Regions from separate parts of the Homo sapiens genome. Here all the other regions are linked to region 7. The links are chromatin contacts, found by Hi-C or POLR2A ChIA-PET in ENCODE. All regions are on one chromosome and are shown on one strand. Each heading gives the region's core, a stretch centred on a gene start or an enhancer-like site at or near the end of the contact. The rest is flanking DNA. Distances are from core to core; before and after follow the strand shown.

What was found. Hi-C counts contacts between places; a loop is a spot of excess contacts on that map. ChIA-PET counts read pairs that join two places held with the same protein, here RNA polymerase II (POLR2A). Pooled maps may share reads with other maps.
Region 1: a loop to region 7 is called in a pooled map, with 2.9 times the contacts of the local background. The contact joins the enhancer-like site here to the promoter of NRBF2 in region 7. A Hi-C loop is called at or near these places in 4 of 50 pooled maps. POLR2A ChIA-PET finds 5 or more read pairs at or near these places in 2 of 52 experiments (HepG2 and activated CD8-positive, alpha-beta memory T cell).
Region 2: a pooled map shows a loop between it and region 7 (4-fold over the local background). The contact joins the enhancer-like site here to the promoter of NRBF2 in region 7. A Hi-C loop is called at or near these places in 4 of 50 pooled maps. POLR2A ChIA-PET finds 5 or more read pairs at or near these places in 2 of 52 experiments (GM12878 and Panc1).
Region 3: a pooled map shows a loop between it and region 7 (3-fold over the local background). The contact joins the enhancer-like site here to the promoter of NRBF2 in region 7. A Hi-C loop is called at or near these places in 3 of 50 pooled maps. POLR2A ChIA-PET finds 5 or more read pairs at or near these places in 2 of 52 experiments (activated CD4-positive, alpha-beta T cell and endothelial cell of umbilical vein).
Region 4: a loop to region 7 is called in a map of naive thymus-derived CD4-positive, alpha-beta T cell, with 10 times the contacts of the local background. The contact joins the promoter of LINC02625 here to the promoter of NRBF2 in region 7. A Hi-C loop is called at or near these places in 1 of 168 maps with a recorded cell type or tissue (naive thymus-derived CD4-positive, alpha-beta T cell) and 5 of 50 pooled maps. POLR2A ChIA-PET finds 5 or more read pairs at or near these places in 2 of 52 experiments (OCI-LY7 and activated naive CD4-positive, alpha-beta T cell).
Region 5: POLR2A ChIA-PET joins it to region 7 with 5 read pairs in PC-9. The contact joins the enhancer-like site here to the promoter of NRBF2 in region 7. POLR2A ChIA-PET finds 5 or more read pairs at or near these places in 3 of 52 experiments (PC-9 and activated CD4-positive, alpha-beta T cell).
Region 6: a pooled map shows a loop between it and region 7 (11-fold over the local background). The contact joins the enhancer-like site here to the promoter of NRBF2 in region 7. A Hi-C loop is called at or near these places in 2 of 37 single-sample maps with no recorded cell type and 7 of 50 pooled maps. POLR2A ChIA-PET finds 5 or more read pairs at or near these places in 1 of 52 experiments (activated B cell).

What each region holds. Positions count from the first base shown.
Region 1 is chr10:61,749,810-61,752,562 of GRCh38, forward strand. The region is part of intron 5 of CABCOCO1 (ciliary associated calcium binding coiled-coil 1); the gene reads left to right. Among named protein-coding and RNA genes, the nearest start is that of CABCOCO1, 88 kb to the left of the region's middle. Within about 2 kb of position 1,371, at least 10 of the 41 ENCODE cell types and tissues checked have a DNase peak (open chromatin) inside an H3K27ac peak, as active enhancers do.
Region 2 is chr10:62,018,281-62,021,082 of GRCh38, forward strand. The region is part of intron 4 of ARID5B (AT-rich interaction domain 5B); the gene reads left to right. Among named protein-coding and RNA genes, the nearest start is that of ARID5B, 120 kb to the left of the region's middle. Within about 2 kb of position 1,276, at least 7 of the 41 ENCODE cell types and tissues checked have a DNase peak (open chromatin) inside an H3K27ac peak, as active enhancers do; they include GM12878, where a contact is called at or near this core.
Region 3 is chr10:61,941,683-61,944,382 of GRCh38, forward strand. All of the region lies in intron 3 of ARID5B (AT-rich interaction domain 5B), which reads left to right. Among named protein-coding and RNA genes, the nearest start is that of ARID5B, 41 kb to the left of the region's middle. Within about 2 kb of position 1,414, at least 13 of the 41 ENCODE cell types and tissues checked have a DNase peak (open chromatin) inside an H3K27ac peak, as active enhancers do; they include endothelial cell of umbilical vein, where a contact is called at or near this core.
Region 4 is chr10:61,866,537-61,869,349 of GRCh38, forward strand. It overlaps LINC02625 (long intergenic non-protein coding RNA 2625), which reads right to left and starts at 1,409. Exons shown (of 5, transcript XR_001747461.2): 1 at 1,324-1,409. RefSeq lists silencers at 1,394-1,688, 1,460-1,549 and an enhancer at 1,770-1,929.
Region 5 is chr10:61,833,956-61,836,655 of GRCh38, forward strand. The region is part of intron 2 of LINC02625 (long intergenic non-protein coding RNA 2625); the gene reads right to left. Among named protein-coding and RNA genes, the nearest start is that of LINC02625, 33 kb to the right of the region's middle. Within about 2 kb of position 1,321, at least 11 of the 41 ENCODE cell types and tissues checked have a DNase peak (open chromatin) inside an H3K27ac peak, as active enhancers do; they include PC-9, where a contact is called at or near this core.
Region 6 is chr10:61,986,862-61,989,561 of GRCh38, forward strand. All of the region lies in intron 3 of ARID5B (AT-rich interaction domain 5B), which reads left to right. Among named protein-coding and RNA genes, the nearest start is that of ARID5B, 87 kb to the left of the region's middle. RefSeq lists enhancers at 1-62, 62-201, 1,302-1,551. Within about 2 kb of position 1,255, at least 7 of the 41 ENCODE cell types and tissues checked have a DNase peak (open chromatin) inside an H3K27ac peak, as active enhancers do.
Region 7 is chr10:63,131,843-63,134,621 of GRCh38, forward strand. It overlaps NRBF2 (nuclear receptor binding factor 2), which reads left to right and starts at 1,486. Exons shown (of 4, transcript NM_030759.5): 1 at 1,486-1,658. The coding sequence starts at 1,629. RefSeq lists silencers at 1,303-1,552, 1,763-2,032.

The DNA.
Region 1 (2,753 bases), core at 121-2,620, 1.4 Mb before region 7:
GTTATTTAACCTCTTTAAGCTTTTGGCTCTTTCTCAAAACATGAAGTCAATAAAACCTTTCCTCCCAATGCAGTATGATTTGAAGGACCTACTATTTATAACGTGCTTTCTAACTAGCCCAATGCCAAACACAGAGTAAGTTCTCAATAAATGAGAGCTGCTTTTTTTTTTTTTCATCATCACAGTTTATATTCCCAAATGGTGGCCAGCACTGACCTTAGGGCCTCCCCATTGAACAACTCCAGTGGGTACCTTTCACATTGTATTGTGAGTGGGGGACCAGAGGAGGCTCACGGAAAGCAATGTGAATCATGGCCCCTAGAGTCAGGCAACTTATCAGCCCTCCTAGAAATTTGCTTCATGATGTTACTTTCATTAGGAGCTAGGTGAGGGGTATGGTATCTCTGAGGAACTCTTTATGGCTTTAAACTACACTGTGTCTAAAAAACAGTTTAATGATAAGTCAGTTAAAAATAACTACTGGGCCAGGGGTGCAGTGGCTCATGCCTGTCATCCCAGCACTTTGGAGGCCGAGGCAGGTGGATCACCTGAGGTCAGGAGTTCAAGACCAGCCTGGCCAACATGGTGAAGCACTGTCTCTACTAAAAATACAAAAATTAGCCTAGCGTGGTGGCGGGTACCTGTAATCCCAGCTACTTGGGAGGCTGAGGCAGGAGAATTGCTTGAACCTGGGAGGCGGAGTTTGCAGTGAGCCGAGATCGTGCCACTGGACTCCAGCCTGGGCAACAGAGCAAGACTGTGTCTCCAAAAACTAATAGTAACTATCAATGAAGTCAAATCAGTGAGAATCTGTCTGGTTGTTTGGCATTCTGCTAATCAAACAAATACTCTAGGGCTCCATTGATATGAAATACAGATAGTTGCACTGATGCAACAATACAATGACTAGGTTTGCTTCTCCAAGTGTTACCGTTTTTCAAGAAAAATATTTAAACTGACTTGTAGCTGGTCTAACAAACTAGGCAGCCCTGAAGATTTTTAGATGAATGGATAGATACTCTGATGAAATACTCAACATCCAATGAATGCCCCCCGTGTATAAAGGCCTGAGCTAGGGGTCCTTAAGATGAATATGACGTGCCCCACGTCCTCGAGTTGTTTCCACACAATGGCGAGAAATCACTCTACCTGGCTGTCACTCAAGGCCAATGTGACAAATACTATGAAGTTGAATAAGCAAGATACTCTGCGAGCACAAGGGCGATGACGAGAAACTTCACAGAGTTGATTGAGCTGGGTGGAAAGTCCAGGTGGATGAGATGGCCTGGCAGGATGCAGGGAAAAGCTCCCCCAGCAGAGGGAGCAGCACAGGCAATACAGGGCTGAGACCACAGCTTCCTCCACCCCTTGCTTTGCTTCGCTCTGCTTTGCTTTGCCTTGCTCTTTTTTTTTTTTTTTTTTTTTTTCATATAACAATTATGGAGCACCCACTCTGCTGCAAGCACTGGGCAAGCAGGGAAAGAGTGAGTGGTCTAGTACAGCTGGAGCTCGAGATCTGTGAAGGCAAGAACATGGAGTTGAATCCTTCAAAAAATAGAAGGGCACAGGTGGGACAGGCATCAGCAGGTGCCCCCAATGAGTTTTATGGCTGACTTAATGTTAGGGACAAGGGAGAGGGAATAACTGAAGACAGCTGCAAGGCTTTGAGTCCAGTAACTGAGAAGCTGGTGATGCCACCAAACGATAAAGGAATTGGAGGAGGAGCAGGTTTGGGGAAGGTAATTAAGGAAAAATAAATGGACAAGCTTCAGCCTGTCAATGATTCCAGTAAGCACTAAATGTGTACTCCAAATATTCTTCTACATCGTGACTGAAAAATACTGAATCTGGGGATCTACACAGGCAAGCAACTTTGAGTTTTGTATAAATAGAGAAAAAGCCACTTGAAATTTAGTAACATAAGATACAACATCTGTAGCTGGACTAGAGACGACCTAGTCCAACTCCCTAATTTTACAAACAAAGAAACCACATCTCAGACCTACTCTCAACTGAGCAGCAGAGCCAATCCAGAACTCTGACTACACATTTAAGGGGAAAAAAATCTACATTTTTAGAACATTCAAATCTGGAATCAAGATACCACCTAGATTTTTCAGAGCTGCTGCTATTTCAGTTTGTTTATTTTTAACTAAACTAGTATGATTCGCAGACTGTAGGTGAAAGGTCTCTTTTGAGAACATGTATTGCTATGTACACCGTTGTCCACAAAATCAGTTTTGTAGTTAATTTCTAAGATTTCAGATTTCAAGAAAAGCCAGGGAAACTTAGAGTACCTAGACCCATTCTGTATAAGGGAAGACATGCTTCTTTAGGTCATTGAAATAATGACATCTGCCATATATGGAATAAAAGGCTGCCTTGCCTAGGAGGAAGGGCTTGGGTGCTCACTGAAAGTGTCCTGTTTCTAGAATGCCAAGCACATATGACTAATTGGCAGTAGTTTCCTCCAAAGCAAGAAAATCCTGCCTGCTGACCAGAGAAAAGTGCCTAATACGGTTAAAGAATCACTAAGTGAGACTTTTTTATAAAAAAGGAAAAAAAAAAAAGGGTAGGGGCTAGGGAGAGCTAAGCAGAGAGGGAAATATTTATAACTGTAACAACATGTTTCCTGGTAATAATTTATGAGCCTACTGGAGAAAAGGGAAACACACAAACTATGAATAAAATATCTAAACGTAAACATCATGCTTTCTGCAAATTTCTTTAGTTAAAAATTAAGGCTGAGGTTG
Region 2 (2,802 bases), core at 26-2,525, 1.1 Mb before region 7:
AAAATGAAATCACTTCTGCTGCTCTTAATGGCCCTTGGAAAGAATGGATCATGAATGAAACAGAAACCAGTGGGAAAGATAAGCCATTGGATTTTCTGTGTTTTCTTTTATCCTTGCCTTCCTTCGTCACCACAGATAATCAATAGTTGGCTTAAAGACTTTTAAATGAACTGCACATTGGAAGGCTTTGTAGTTGTAATACCAATATCATTATTATCTTTACGTTTCCAAAGACTGGGTGGGTGCCAGAGAGGTAAATATTGCCCGGTCTCCATGTTGGCATGAGACGCGTTCCTGACCTTTTTTTTTTTTTTTCAAACCTGCCCCTCCCCCGCCCCCACCACTGTCGTCTTTTATGCACAGAAGGTAATTTTTTGTGGGTGTTCAGATACAAACATCTGCTTGACCACCCTGTCTTGTGATTATGTCTTATGATCCTGACCTGGTGATATTTTGCATTAATGAAAGTTGGCTGGTTTGGTCTTCCCCATCATATTTACTTCTTAATGTGTTGCTATATTTACAGTTCACCAAGAACAATCTGTGACAAAGATCTGCTTTTATCAGGACAGCTGCCAGATTCATACCACATCTCCAGGTTCTGTTAGACATCACAGTAAAGTAATTCTTTACTGCTTGCTTTACTTGAGCCATCTTTCTAATGTGTATTCTTGAAAGTATCCTGGCTGTATGAATCTCAAATTTCAGTCCCTTTTTTAGACCACCATGCAGCCCAGAGGTTTGGAGCTTTGTCTTGGAAGCTCCTTCCATCAATCAGAATACCAAATTTACATTGTTAGGTTCCCTGGAGGTGTTGGAGCTCTGGATTCAGCAATTATTGTGAATAAGAACCTTGCAGCTAGGGTGAGTGCCAACATTCCAAGTGCTAGCACAATGGAAAAGAGAAGTGGTTTATGTTAGAATATGGTCACATTCTTCTGATTAAACCCACTCAAAAAAGACAACATTGTAATATTTTCCAATGACTGTTTATCATGAATTACGTCAGCCTTCGTTTAAATTGCTATTATTTCTCCTTAATGCTTCTTGGTGCCTGCATAATTTACGGCACTGGCAGCCTCGGGACTATGAAATAACCTTTCACAACCACCGTACAATAGTGAAGAACATGGCGTTTTTGTTGTTAATTATTATAGGACTCCTTTAACTTTTACAAAGTGACATAAAATATTGTTGAGGCATTTATGATTCAAGCTACTTTTACATGGATCTATTTTGCTTCTGGCTAGTTCTTAACTAAAGCAATCATTTGTGGTTATTAGGCCGCCGGAGATATTATGTCAGAACTGGTTTAAGAGTATTATTATGTATCCCATGTCATACACTACATGTCAGCACTTGAGGCTGTCTTTCAATAAAAACAAATGTAATTTTAGTTTGTGCTCTTTTAGGGATTGGCCATTTATAAGCCAACCTGAGTTCATTCGAAGGTGTCCCAACCATTTAGGAGCTTGTTTCAGCCTTCCATCATACACTTTTAGTCTCTTTCCTGTGGATTTAAGACCTTTCCAAAACAAACTTTGGCAAAGGTTTAATTCAGAGTGAAGATTTGCTCCTAGGGAGCCACAGAATTAGCAAGGACTGGTTAATCGCCCAGGGCTGAGCTCGTTCTGATTCCCACATTTTGTGGGTTTTCTTACAGATTTCCTAGGCAGTGAGTCTTCTAATTGTGACCCTCCTAACTGTGACCCTCTGAAGAGAAGCGAGTCTCAGCCCATAGAAGACCCTGCCTTACATTCAAAGAGGCTACCCTAACTTTCTGGCGAGGAGTCTTGAGTAGAAGGGAGGTGGAAACAAAAAAGGATGGGAACATGTTTGAGTTTCCACAAAGCTACACTTCCAAGCAAACTTTGAATTAATATGTCACTCCCCTGGGTTCCAAATACTATGCATATTTTCCAGTCCTTGCTTATTTAAAGCAAGAAAGGAAGGGCGTGCCAGAAAGTTTTACAAAGAATGAAAACACATTAATGACTCATGTGAACAATTACTGATTTTCTTAACATATAATTTCTTAATTACTGTCAACCAAAATAATTTGCATGATAATATTTTTCCTCCCCTCCCCCATCTGTGTTTAAAAGGCATAAAATAATGATCAAAGAGTCTGTTTGATCAATAGTCGGGAAATTTAACTCCTTAATTCTTAGTGGATTGATGGGACTTTGACATCGGATATTCTTCAGAATAATCACCTCCAACACAATGGGCAAAATGAGCTCTCCAGTAAAACAAACAGCTTTGAAAAGAGCTCAGGGGCATTTTCTTTAGCTTGAATTCAAGGAGGAAATTGTGACTTTTATGAAACTTGCATAAATTTACATGTATCCTGTCAGAGTTTTAAAATTAGACAACATGCCTGAATGCCCTGGAAATGAGTCTGCCATCCAGATTTAGAGTGCTTTTAGCTTTTTTAATTAAAGACATTTCACAAGCCAACGCCAGAGAAGAGAATTAAGCATTACATAAGAACATAGCAAAGTTTGAGATTTAATGGGTGAATATTACGAACTTATAAAGGAGATAAAAAGTGTGAAAGGAGCGGTTATTGGGAGTTTTCTACATTTTGTTAAGTGTAAAAAATGGAAAAAATGAAAAGGCCAAGCTGCCATTTGCTGTAGCCCTCGTTCTGGAACTGGTTCAAAGCTCACAGAACTGACTGTGGGACTGTGATGCTTGTTAATGAGCATTTGTGGCAGTGCACTGGGATCATGGGTTTGTCACATGAATATATATATATATATATATATATATATATATATATATATCTCAGAAGATAGA
Region 3 (2,700 bases), core at 164-2,663, 1.2 Mb before region 7:
GCAGTTTGAGTTTAACTATCAACGGTTTCCTGGCATCTTTTGGTTGATGTCAGACAGTAACATTTTAGATATGGCAGCCTGATTGTCACCTGCACATTTAGAGACAATTATTAGACTAGTGGTTTTCCTTCTAAAGCCAAAGAGTTTTTTGATAATCTTCCTATATATACTGTTACACCCCCCAGTTTTGTGAACACACAATAACTAGTCTTATGACTTGCGGTAATGCTGAATAATACATCTGTTGTGTTACTTTCCTAATGTATGATCTAAGTTGTATTACCATTGTCTTATGTTTTCCTTAACATTAAAACCTTTCTTTTGTTTGTTTAATTTTGTGTGTGTGTGTTATGGAATATACTGTTACTAATAAAAAATTAAACAGGAAACCCACAGGGGACAAAAGGATGTGTAGATGGTTAAGCTTGATGTCACACATATAAACAAGAGTATTTATAGCAAGGTTTATGTTTAAAATTGTGTTTAAAATGGATAATTTATTAATGAACAGGAAAATAAGTCTAATTTCTTAATTCCACCCAAAGAAATAAAAGGTTGATCCTCTTGGATTCTAAAAAAAAAGAAGGTCCATATTCTACCTTTTTGCAGTTGATTCCAGAAGAAATTGGTTTATAGTGAATATTCACAGTACTTGCAGGTGGTTTGGCCTGGAAAATCTAGATGAGTGGTTTTTAAATTTAGTTGCTTATTAGACTCAAGAAAGAAATTTAAAAAACAATACTGATTACTGAGACCAGCTTTTCTAGATTCTTCATTCAGTAGGAGTAAGGAAAGGCCAATGAATGTGTATTGATAAAAAGGTTCCTGGCCGGGTGCGGTGGCTCACGCCTGTAATCCCAGCACTTTGGGAGGCCGAGGCAGGTGGATCACCTGAGGTCAGGAGTTCAAGACCAGCCTGGCCAACATGGTGAAACCCCATCTCTACTAAAAATAGAAAAATTAGTCACGTGTGGTGGCAGGGGCCTGTAATCTCAGCTACTTGGGAGGCTGAGGCAAGAGAATTGCTGGAACCTGGGAGGCAGAGGTTGCAGTGAGCCGAAATCATCACACCTTTGCACTCCAGCCTGGGCGACAACAGCGAGGCTCTGTCTCAAAAACAAAACAAAACAAAACAAAAAAGGCTTTTAGGTTGAGTCTGATTTTGTTTGTTTGTTTTGGTCTCATTTTGGAGACAGCTTTATGATTAGTGCTGAAGAAGGGAAAATGATCAACAGGAGAGTTGATTGGGAGGCTCTCTCCTGGGGCACAAGAAACACCATGTACTTAAAAAATTTTTAATGTAAAATACCCCTTTAAGGATAGAATTTAGGGCCTTGAAATTCTACTCAGTTGCTATGAACTGTGGGGAATTTGAGACAAATAGCTTTTGTAATTGGAATGCACACTGTGTTGTAATAATGTGGAAAGAGAAACAAAAACTTTCCTTAATGTAATGAGTTTCCATTATCTGCCTAATCTAAGGTTTGTAAGTCTACATTGTCAGGATTTATATTGAGGAGATAGGGGGTGTCATTTTCTGTACACATTCCTGTCCCCACAACTTTCTCTTCAGCCTCTTCTATAACATCAAAATATTTGTTGTCTGTACTTTTCTTTCTCCGCAGTGGTTTTCTTATCTCCTTTTCTGTTGGTCACACTGAAACCACCTCCAATACCACATTGTTAATGGAAATTCACACACTTATTAGGTTTTTCCTTCTGTAGAACCCTTCCAACTCCTCATTGTTCTTACCAAAGAAAGAAGATGAACTGTGAGATTATTTGAGGCCCCCCCCCTTTTTTTCTGGTGGAAGTAAGCAAAGAACGGAAAGATCTCACCTTTCTATGGATAAAGTAAAACTCCAACATGTTATCGTTTTTTAACTGAGTTATTTCATAATGTTGAAACATGAATAATAACAAAATAATTAGATTGGTTCTTAGAGAAGGGATTTTAAAATATAAAAGCTCATTAAAGCACTTTTCTTGCTTAGTGTTTAGGTAGAATAAGTTCGCTTTAATTCCAGTTTGTGTCACTTCCTGTCTCTCTCTGAATAGTAAAAAAAAAAAACAAGAATGTTCTCACAAATGTGTGTCTGCCAACAAATTAATACTCCACAAAGAGAAACTCTGCCCCACATGGCAGCTTCCAATAAATGCTCTGATTCAAATCACAACTCTTTCATTTTTTTTTTATCCCCTTCCCCCTTGAGGGAGCACATTTAGACAATATTTGAGGATGTCATCTTTCTGCTTTTTAAAACTCTCTAGAGTTTTCATTTAAGACTCTTAATGGTTGATGACTAAAACTACAGATCTGGATAGTGGAAAAACTAATAATCTTAAAAAACACTTCTGAAATGTGGTAAAGTGCATTCATTCTCTTCCCTCCTCTTTGTCCTTTTCAAAGAAAGAAAGTTCAATATGAAACCAATGCAAATTATGACTTTACTCAGTGAGATATTTTACCTTCTTTCAGACTGTTTCATACTGAAGTTTATAAAAAAAAAAGAAAAATAACTATGTTAAAATAGGAGGGTTAAGGAATGTATTATTCATAAGCATAATGAACACAAGAACCTGTTTTTCCAGAAGAATTGGGTTGATTAAATCATTCACCACACAAGCCTCTAGTTATTTATTTTTGTCTTTAGAATTACAGTACTTAGCTTTTATAATAAAGTGGACTTGATACCCATA
Region 4 (2,813 bases), core at 159-2,658, 1.3 Mb before region 7:
ACAACCCGTGAGTTAGGTGTTATTGTGATTATCTTTTTACCATAAAGGAAATTGGCTTAGAACCATCTCATAAATCACTCTCTGTATATAGAGCTAGGTAGAGATGGAACTAGAACTTAAGCCAGGAATGACTGATTCCAAAGCCCACCCACTACACAGCACTGGCGACTATCACCAAGTCTGGCCCAAATCTCCCAAGTCTTTCAAATGTCCCCTGTCCGTGGCTACCCTACATCCAACAAAAGGGAGGAAGTGCCAATAGCCATTGAAACAAGTTTCCCTCTAGTCAAATCCAACTGGTCCAGAAGCTCAAACTTATGACAGGCACCTCCTAAGCACTGTGCTGTCTCATTCCTGAAACAGGTTCTGCCCTGATACTGTTTGAGGGTAATGAAATGAGATGACTGAAAGCACCAGCTTTGGGCTCAAGTCAGCCCAGTTTGAATCTTGGCTCTGAACACCAAAGGAGATCTGATCCATAATGTATCCTTCTTGGTAGCTAATCAAGGAGAAATCTAATGGGACTTGGGCAATGCCAAAGGTCACAAAATAGCCATTTCCAGTTTCATAAACACCTAGACTTTGGAGACAAGAACCACCTGGTTTGGGACTTGGTTGGCATCTGGCTGAGCCACCTCAGTTATATTGCTTAACCTATCAGAGGTTCAATTTCTCCAATTGAGAATGAGAATAATAACCCCTATCTCCTACATTTTCTTTTGGGTTTTGCAGGAATTAAGCGAGATGTATGTAAAGTGCCTGACACATAGTAGGCACTTTATAAATTTAAGTTCCTTAAGCCCCATTTTTATTCCTACAACAAGTCTGCCAACTTTGTCCCAGAATGCTACTGGGTAAAAGTGAGCAGAGTATACCAAATCTACGAACATTCCTTCTCCAAGCTTTAAAAAAGGCAAAACGATACTGAGAGGTGACAGCGTGCTGGCAGTCCTCACAGCCCTCGCTTTCTTTAGGCGCCTCCTCTGCCTGGGCTCCTACTTTGGCGGCACTTGAAGAGCCCTTCAGCCCACCGCTGCACTGTGGGAGCCCCTTTCTCGGGTGGCCAAGGCCAGAGCCCACTCCCTCAGCTTGCAGGGAGGTGTGGAGGGAGAGGCGCGAGCGGGAACTGGGGCTGCGTGCGGCGCTTGCGGGCCAGCTGGAGTTCCGGGTGGGCGTGGGCTTGGCGGGCCCCAAACTCGGAGCAGCCGGCCGGCCCTGCTGGCCCGGGGCAATGAGGGACTTAGCACCCGGGCCAGCGGCTGCGGAGGGTGTACTGGGTCCCCCAGCAGTGCCAGCCCACCGACGCTGCGCTCGATTTCTCACCGGGCCTTAGCTGCCTTCCCGCGGGGCAGGCCTCAGGACTGCAGCCCGCCATGCCTGAGCCTTCCCCCGCCTCCGTGGGTTCCTGTGCAGCCCGAGCCTCCCCGACGAGCACCGCCCCCTGCTCCACGGCGCCCAGTCCCATCGACCGCCCAAGGGCTGAGGAGTGCGAGCGCACGGCGCAGGACGGGCAGGCAGCTCCACCTGCAGCCCGGTGCAGGACCCACTGGGTGAAGCCAGCTGGGCTCCTGAGTCTGGTGGGGAGGTGGAGAGTCTTTATGGCTGGCTCAGGGATTGTAAACACACCAATCAGCACCCTGTGTCTAGCTCCGGGTTTGTGAGTGCACCAATCAACACTGTATCTAGCTGCTCTGGTGGGGCCTTGGAGAACTTTTATGTCTAGCTCAAGGTTTGTAAACACACCAATCAGCACCCTGTGTCTAGCTCAAAGTTTGTGAGTGCACTAATACACACTCTGTATCTAGCTGCTCTCGTGGGGCCTTGGAGAACCTTTATGTCTAGCTTAGGGATTGTAAATACACCAATCGGCACTCTGTATCTAGCTCAAGGTTTTTAAACACACCAAACAGCACCTTGTGTTTAGCTCAAGGTTTGTGAATGCACCAATCCACACTCTGTATGTAGCTGCTCTGGTGGAGCCTTGGAGAACCTGTGTGTCCAAACTCTGTATCTAACTAATCTGATGGGGACATGGAGAACCTTTGTATCTAGCTCAGGGATTGTAAACGCACCAATTAGTGCCCTGACAAAACCGGCCACTGGGCCCTACCAATCAGCAGGATGTGGGTGGGGCCAGATAAGAGAATAAAAGCAGGCTGCTCGAGCCAGCAGTGGCAACCCGCTGGGGTCCCCTTCCACACTGTGGAAGGTTTTTTCTTTTGCTCTTTGCAATAAATCTTGCTACTGCTCACTCTTTGGGTCCACACTGCTTTTATGAGCTGTAACACTCACCGCGAAGGTCTGCAGCTTCACTCCTGAGCTAGCGAGACCAGGAACCTACCGGGAGAAACAAACAACTCCAGACGCCCCGCCTTAAGAACTGTAACACTCACTGCGAAGGTCTGCAGCTTCACTCCTGAGCTAGCGAGACCACAAACCCACCAGAAGGAAGAAACTCCGAATACATCTGAACATCAGAAGGAACAAACTGCGGACACGCCGCCTTCAAGAACTGTAACAGTCACCGCGAGGGTCCCCGGCTTCATTCTTGAAGTCAGTGAGACCAAGAACCCACCAATTCCGGGCACAATACTACTGGATGTGGCGTAACAGAAAACACCTTTGACCTGGAATCAAGAATGTAGACATTTCCAAACAACCCACGGATGTTGGGGCAACTGAGGTTCAGAGCTGTTAAGTCACTTATTCAAGATTACTCTTCATCCAGAACTCAATAGTCTCATTCCTCAGTGAATACACTCCACTACAAGTCACTTTACCTTCTGTGGTCTTAGTTTCTTCATCCATCAGAG
Region 5 (2,700 bases), core at 71-2,570, 1.3 Mb before region 7:
GGTAAGTAAATTACCCCCAAGATTGCCCAGCTAGTTAAAAACAGAGCTGGGACTGGAACCCATATGTCTTAGCTTTCCCGTCTTCCAAAATAGTTGTTTGATGGCTGCTCAGAAACTGATGGAGAACAGAGTTTTCTTCTGCAAGGATACCAGCACAGCTTCAACAGTCACGTTTTTAGGGGCAAACATCTCTTTCCTCTTACAGGTGGCCTCTAAGCCCCAACCTCTTTACCTCCTTCTAGCTTCCAAATCTTCCAATCTTTGAATGTCTACTACTCAAAGCAATTTTTCCCAAAGTATATTCCTCAGAACATTCACTTAAACATCCAGCGTAATTTCTAGGTTTAAAAATAATGAGGATGACCAACTGACAGGATAAGAATTATGAAGGTAGTGTTTGAGTAACAGAATAAAATGTTTGGAATATTTCTCTAGGATAATAATGACATATTTTGTTTTTTAAAAATTGGCTTGGAGAATGTTTTTATTTTTTAAAAAATTATTCCTTAGCCAAATATATTTGAGAAATAAGACATCTCTTAGAAAGGGACTATGCAAATTAGCATATAGAGGTTACTAAGGAGTTTTGCATCTAGACACTTTTTAACCCAGCAGTTCCAGAGCATAATGAAATATGAAAACATTTCTCAGCACAATACTTATTACCATCCTTGGAATGCCACAAAACACATTTTAAGAAACACCAGAATTGATTTTTACCCCAGGCATCAAATGGAAGGGACATATGTTAACGCAAGCTCTATGAGAGCAGGTTTTTCTAGTTTTTTCACTGCTTAGGACAGTACCTGGCACACAGTAGAGATTAACTGATTATTTGTTGAAGAATATATGCTCATGGAAATAGCAACTTGGGATTTGGGACATCAGCCCCTGGTAGAGAAGAAGCCAGCACATTAGGTTGTGGGTCTCTGATCTGGTTGTTCTCAGCCAGAAGGTCCCCATGGAGTTGGCTATCCTAAAAGAAGAAGGCCCCCATCCACCCAGGAAGGGCTTCTTGCCAACCAAGATGGCAGGTCCCCACCAGAGTAGAACAGGCATGCAATACAGGCCACAGCTGCCTAATTCACTGGTATCAGTATTTCCACGGATGCCAGTCTTCATGACTTCCACACAAAAATCAGGTTCCCTTACAAATCTGAGTCAATAGGCTTTAAACTGAGCACTCATGAAAGAATAAACTCCACTCCCCTACTCACAGCCAGCCCTCTGGCCTTGTCTAGGCCACGGCCAGGAGCACTAGGGAGGGAAAAGGAAGGTAGCTTCAACTTTTCCTGGCAAAGTGGCCTTCCTTTTCAGAACCTGTAGCTCAGCTAAGTGGAGACACCTGGTGTTTGTTGTTGCAACTTCAAGAACAATACATTAAGACTCGGGGCAGAAAATCAGGCTTTTCATAAAAATTGTGTCATCAAAAAGACGGTTCAGGAAGAAAAAATGCAAATGGCAGCCCAACTCACCCCTACAAGACTTTTTCCCCCTCAATATTTCTACCATCTGAATAGCTTTTCTCCGTATTCCTGTATGTAAAACATGGGGGAAAAAAAACACAATAGCAAGGCACCTAAAATTTGTGAGAATCCAGAAAAGAGAAGAAATCATCTTTCCTGGTTGCTCCATTTTGTCAGGTGTTAAATCAGAGTGCTAACTTTTGTATAATAACTGTTTGCTAATACTTAATAAGTAGCCGGTGTAACACAGTTCCAAAAAATTTTTTTGTTGTTGTTAAGCCTATGCAAGGCCAAAGGAGTATTAAAGTTTCACTACGGAAGAAATATGGCCACTGCCAAGAACTGATTAGTCATAAAATCCGAGGCATTATCATCATCCATCATTGCCTTTCTTTTAATGACTGAACTAAAAAGAGAGACATCAAAGTTTTCAAAATAAGGTTATAAAAATGCTGTACGCAGATGAGGCCTCCAAATATTTTGATAGAACCTGAACAAAAAAAATATAGAAAAATCATTGAAACAAATCACAAAACATATGTTGTTATGTTTTGCTCTAAAAAGCATGAAGTTTATCCAGAACCCTATTATGGTAACTGCTTAGCTTTTCATGCATTCCTAAATTACCATGTAATCTAAAACGTTGTTTTCAGCTGCCCTGTATTGGAAAGTCCCTTAAAATAATCAGGATGATTACAGGCTAGTATTCAGAAAGAAACTTGCTTGTATTATTGTAAATGAAAGTATTATTTATCGGGCAGCCTCCTTTAAAGAAAAAAAAAAAACCCTATCTCAGAAGCACAGAAATACAATGTATTCAGGAAATACCTAAACCAAGGATTGCATTTTGGGCTCTCTACATTTTCAAACACATGGATAGTTGGTGTAAAAATATGTTCTTTTTCTGCAGGGACTTGACTGTAATTAGTGTGTGCCAAAACTCTCTCACAGAGATTTCATTGTCTTATCTACTTACATCATCTTAATGCGATTTTATTTTACTTTGTCAAAGTCATATTAATGTAAATGTGTTCTTGATAGCAAACAGAGTTCTTTTTTATGCAAAACAGGATTCAGCTGACTCTAATAAAACAGCTTGCAGTCTATTAGACTATAACAGTAATGTGCTTATTTTGTTTCTCAAATCAAGACTGTGTCAGAAAGCTATAGATGGAGATTTGTCTTGTTTTTCACAATAATTGCTAGGGTGGGGTTACATTATGATCTTTAAATG
Region 6 (2,700 bases), core at 5-2,504, 1.1 Mb before region 7:
TTTTAACTACTGTTAAAGACCCCCCAGGAAGTCACTGTTCTTAAGTCCATTTTACAGTTTGGGAACCCAAGGCTTAACAAAAGGAACCAAAGGAAGACTATAGAGATGGGGTTAGGGTGAAAAGAACCATGAAGACATCTGGGCACTAGTAAGAAGCAAGAGGAAGACATAGTGCTACCTGGTGAAAGCTGCCGTCAGGGTGGAGCTGTGGCCTTGGCCAGAGCTGCCAGGCCAAAGCAGAGATGGGGCAGAGAAGAAATATGACAACTTCTCACTCTTTCCCACATGCGATCTGTTAGGTGTCTCCCATTGGCTGAACAAGCAGAAGCCAGCCAGCCCATGAGGGAGCCCAATGATACAACATTCAGGGGTCACAGAGCAAGGAAGAAAGAATGGGTAATAGATCCGGGAGTAGGATGAGAACAGAGGGACAGTGAATAACCAGAAAAAGAACCAACATTAATTAAAAATCTATCATGTGCTTCGCTTGTTTCCAGGGTGTTAGGAATTCAGACATGCTACAGACCTAGCTCCTGCCCTTCAAAGAACCCATATTCTGGAAAGGAGAGTCCAGCTTGAACAAGTAAATGCAGCCAAGTGTTACAGAGTAACTGTATCTTAGAAATTAAGCTGATATTCGTGATCCAAAATAGCAGATTTCTGGCAGCAAGACTATATTCTCTAGATCAAGGGTCAGCAGAGCCAGATAGTAAATATTTTAGATTTGTGCACCATAAGGTCTCTGAGGCAAATGCACCACTCTATAATCACACAACTGTGCCGTCGTAGTGTAAAAGCAGCCAAAGACAATATGTAAATGAATGTGCATGACTATGTTGTAATAAAACTTTATTTACAAAAACAGGTGTTGGGCTGAATTTGGCCCATAGTTTGCCAACCCTTTCAAACAGAAATAACCTTAAAGAAATATCTGAGAGATACCCAGAAACAGGGATCTGTAGCACTGGTAACTCATGGTATGAAACCACAGAACTATCACTGGAATTAATATAGTAGTCACGAGCAATTTGTTTATTGTCTTTTATGAGAAAAGAGAGGTAGGTTTGGATGTTAGAGATTGGGGAAAAGGGGATATTTGCTGTGGAAATGATTTTCAGCAGATGGTAGGTACTTTGGGAAAGGTGGCTAAACTAGAGCCATCCTCCTCCTGTCTTACATCAGCTTACTCAGTACTAACCCTGTACAAAAAGGAAGTAAAACAGAGCACATCTGTATCATCAGCTTTCAATGATGTTCTTCCATGGTGCACTGTGACAGCACATTAGAAGGTGCCGGAGTTTTTATATGACTGCTTTGCCGTGAGATTAAATAGTGGTTTCAGTTTCCAGTAGGTTTCATAAGTATCTCTTTCAGCTGTTAAATTACTTTTAGTAATGTGCACACTAGAAAAAGAAAGAAAGAAATATCCATTCTGAACAACTGGGTGTCATGACAGAAAACAGAGCAGATGGTTTTGTGGACATGGCACCAAGTGAACCTGTAGCTGGTTACAGCAGAAGGATATGTTTAACCCAGAGGAGAGGGCTCTCACCAGGTCTTAACAGTTGAAGCTTTTAAGAGATTATTATTTTACTTTGAATTGATTTTTGTTATTCACCAGAAACCAAAGGTGGCAAGCGAGAATCTCTACTAAAATAACTATACTTGCTAACTTTGGGTCTTTGTTGGGGCTTTGGGGTATCAGAACAATGAAATAACAGGCACTGTGAGGCTTTTCCTCCTGTTCTGTTCTCCTCTCCTAGCTATATTTCAGAACATCTTATCTCAAGATAGTTGGCCAAAAGGAACCTGTACACAGAACAACCTCATTTTTCCCAAGTGCCTCTTCGGACCCAGGACACAATGATTTTAAAATTTCTTTTCAGGCAGACGCTCTAAAGAGAGCTATGCTGTTCAATAAGGTAGCCACTAGCCACCTGTGACAACTAAGCCCTTGCAATGTGTCTTGTCCACTTCAAGAGATGCTATAAATGTAAAATACACACTATATTTTGAGAGCTTACTATGAAAAAATAATGTAAATATGTCACTAGTAATCTTTTTTTTTCTTTTACTTTTTTTTTTTTTTTTTGAGTCTTGCACTGTCGCCCAGGCTGGAGTGCAATGGTGCAATCTCGGCTCACCGCAACCTCTGCCTCCTGGGTTTAAGTGATTCTCCTGCCTCAGCCTCCCAAGTAGCTGGGACTACAGGCATGTGCCACCATGCCTGGCTAATTTTTTGTATTTTTAGTAGAGACGGGGTTTCGCTGTATTAGCCAGGATGGTCTCGATCTCCTGATCTCAAGATCCGCCCACCTCAGCCTCCCAAAGTGCTGGGATTACAGGCGTGAGCCACCGTGTGCGGCCAGTAATCACTTCTATTGATCACATGTTAAAATAATATTTTGGATATACTGGGTTAGATAAAATAGCTTACTAAAGTTAATTTCACCTGTTTTCTGTTTACATTTTCAATGTGTTAATTACAAGTTGGCTCACATTGTGTTTCTATTGAATAATGCTGCTCTAAAAGATTTTTGAAAAAAATAATCCATGTATTCCTTTGCCCAGTTTTAAGTGGACATCTACATTTTTAATCATGTTTTGAATAAATTTTGTGTTAATAAGTAAAAAATGTTAAACATGATAGGAAATGAAATAAGATGGTGATTAACTATAATTAGAAGACATATTACATAT
Region 7 (2,779 bases), core at 236-2,735:
ATATCTTGAATATATCTACTTCTCTTCCAAGGTTTCCGGCACATGGTAGAAACATGATAACTATGTAATGAGTGGATGCATGACCCAATCTTCCCTACTTCCATTCCAGTCTGAGCGCCCATAATTAGTCAATCAACTAGCTTGTCTTGGTTCTTTTTCCTTAGGCCTTCCACAATCTATTCTTCACATTACAGGGAAATTAATCTTTTCAAAACTGTAAATTAAAGCAGATTATTCTCTAGCTTAATATCCTTTACTTATTTCCCAATGCACTTTGAGTAAAATTCAAATGTTTCATTGTGCACTGCAAGGACACCTATGTTTTGGAAGTTTCCTATCTCTCTGGTATCTTCTTTTGCATCTCTCTGAAATGCTGCAGCTCCCGCCACCCGACCTCCCCGCCTTTAGAGTTGAGGCATAAGACATTTCCTTTGTCGAGAAGGGTCTTTGTTTAACTGGCATTTTAAGGTTTAATCTTAAAGATTACGCCCTTAGCCAGGTGCGGTAGCTCATGCCTATAATCCCATCAGTTTGTGAGGTCCAGGAGGGCGGATCATTGAGCTCACTTGAGCTCAGCAGTTCAAGATCAGCATAGGCAACATGGCGAAACCCCATCTCTACAAAAAATACAAAAATTAACCTGGCCTGAGCACTTGTAGTTCCTAGCTACTTAAGAGACTGAGGTGTGAGGATCGCCTGGGGCAGGGGGCGGGCAGAGGGAGGTTGCAGTGAGTGGAGATTGCGTCAGCAAGACACTTTCTCAAAAAAAATCACGCCCCCCATGAAAGGCTTTCCTTTACCACCCAACTCCACCTTGGTTACTCTATCACAGCTCCCTATGTGTTCCCTTTCCAGCATAAATCACAACTATTTGTCAGTGAATTCCATGACAGAACGAACCTAGCTTTTGTTTGGCACATAATTGTTAAATGAATGCAGTATTATATTTGGCTAGACCAAAATTGTTTCCCTATCAGTTTGTGAGCAACTTGAGGGCAGAGCCCTAAATCATTCGAGTGTGCTGACCTCTAGGGGGGTTAGTCCAGTGCATGGTCTAGAATTGCTCAAATCGGCCTTTTGAAAAAATGAATCATGTACAATGATAAAGGTGTGGACAGGACCACAAGTAACGGTGTAACGATTAGCAGATTTAAGGAAAAGTCAGTCTAAAAGGAAACGTGAGAAGCTAATTGCAGAAGACAGCCATTTCAAGTCTTCAACAGCAAGGCTGTACCTCCTCACGTGACTTCAGTGTAGACTTTAAGAACCTAAACTAACGCTTCTCGCGAGAGGAAAGATTGACCGCTCGCAAGCGTACATCAGCTGGTGCCCCGCCTTCCCTGGGCCCCACCCACTGCCTGTCCTCATTCCCACCTTGAACCAGCCTTTTGCGCGTGTGACGTCATGGCGCCGTGCGTGGCCTCGGCGGTGGCGCAGGGGGCGGGCCCGCGGCGCGGCGCCGGAGGAGGAAGTGGTGAGGTTGTTGCTCCTTCAGCGCCTATCGCTGGCTCTTGGGGCGCAGAGAGGGGCCGCAGTCTCCGCGGCTGCGTCGAGCTCCCTTGCAGTCCCCTCCATGTTCCCCGGCGCCACTACTCCCCTTCCTAAGGCCGCCGCTTACCCCGGGGTCTATGGAAGTAATGGAAGGACCCCTCAACCTGGTGAGTGTCCCACAGAATATAGCGTTCGTCTTGGGTGCCTTTGCCTCAGGAGCCCGGCCCCGTCCCCGGCGCGTCGGCTAACCCTTTAGGCTGGGAGGTTGGTTTGGCAGGAGTGGTCGCAGAGGCTGTGAGGGGCTGCTAGGCAGGCCCTGGCCCAACTGCGGCTCCAGGCTAGCCACTTCAGACTTTGCCCTCCTGGGGGATCCCCGGGAAGTCCTGGCGCCCCCTGTCGCGGGGCCCCGGGCGAGGGGATGCCACCACCTGGGGCTGCCACCTCCTCTCTGGCTGGGGGAAGTCCTCTTAGCGCCACGTAGCCACCTCCCTACAGCCTGGAGAGGCACTGAAGCCGGCCAAGGCAGAAATGGTGTGATACTGGTTTTAAGTTCTAGCAGCAGGGTCTGAGTCTGAGTCGCCCCGCTTTGGAGAGGTGGAGGAGTGAATAGCCTCCTCACCCTCCACTTCCCCCTCCTCACCCTTCACTTCCCCCTCCTCACCCTCCACTTCCCCCTCCTCACCCTCCACTTCCCCCTCATTTCTCACATACATTCACATGCATAAACTGAGTCTACCGTCTTCCAAATATATTAGAGACAGCTGGGAAAAAGACAGCCGTTCCTGTATTTAGCTCAGATTCATCAATTTAGGCATCATGAAAGTGTAATAGGTGTTTGCTGTTCTCAGGAAAATGGCTGATAGCCTGTTTACTTGTGTTTTAAGGCGTTTCAGGTGTTGCAATTAAAAAACAACACAACAGAACCCCACTAACAACGGGAAGCATGAGTTCTTTTCAGACTGGCCATTGCATCTTTTAGTTTTCCAGAGAGGTTACCCATTTTGGATGTAAAAGTCAGATTACTTAAGGTTGCACACAGGAAGAACTTTTGAGTCACAGGTTTGCAATTCATTTGCGATGGTGGAATTGAAAGAAAGCTCTATAGAGGATTCTTTTCTCACATTAGAACTCTGAGTCCTAGAAGAGCAGTAGAGTCAGGTGGTTTAAGACTCTAGGTTTTGAAGCTATGCTGCTTGGATTTGAATTCTAACCTCGTCACTTGATATCTGTGTTACCTTGGGCAAACTACTTGGCTTCACTCGGCTTCAGGTTTTTTGGGAGGATTAAA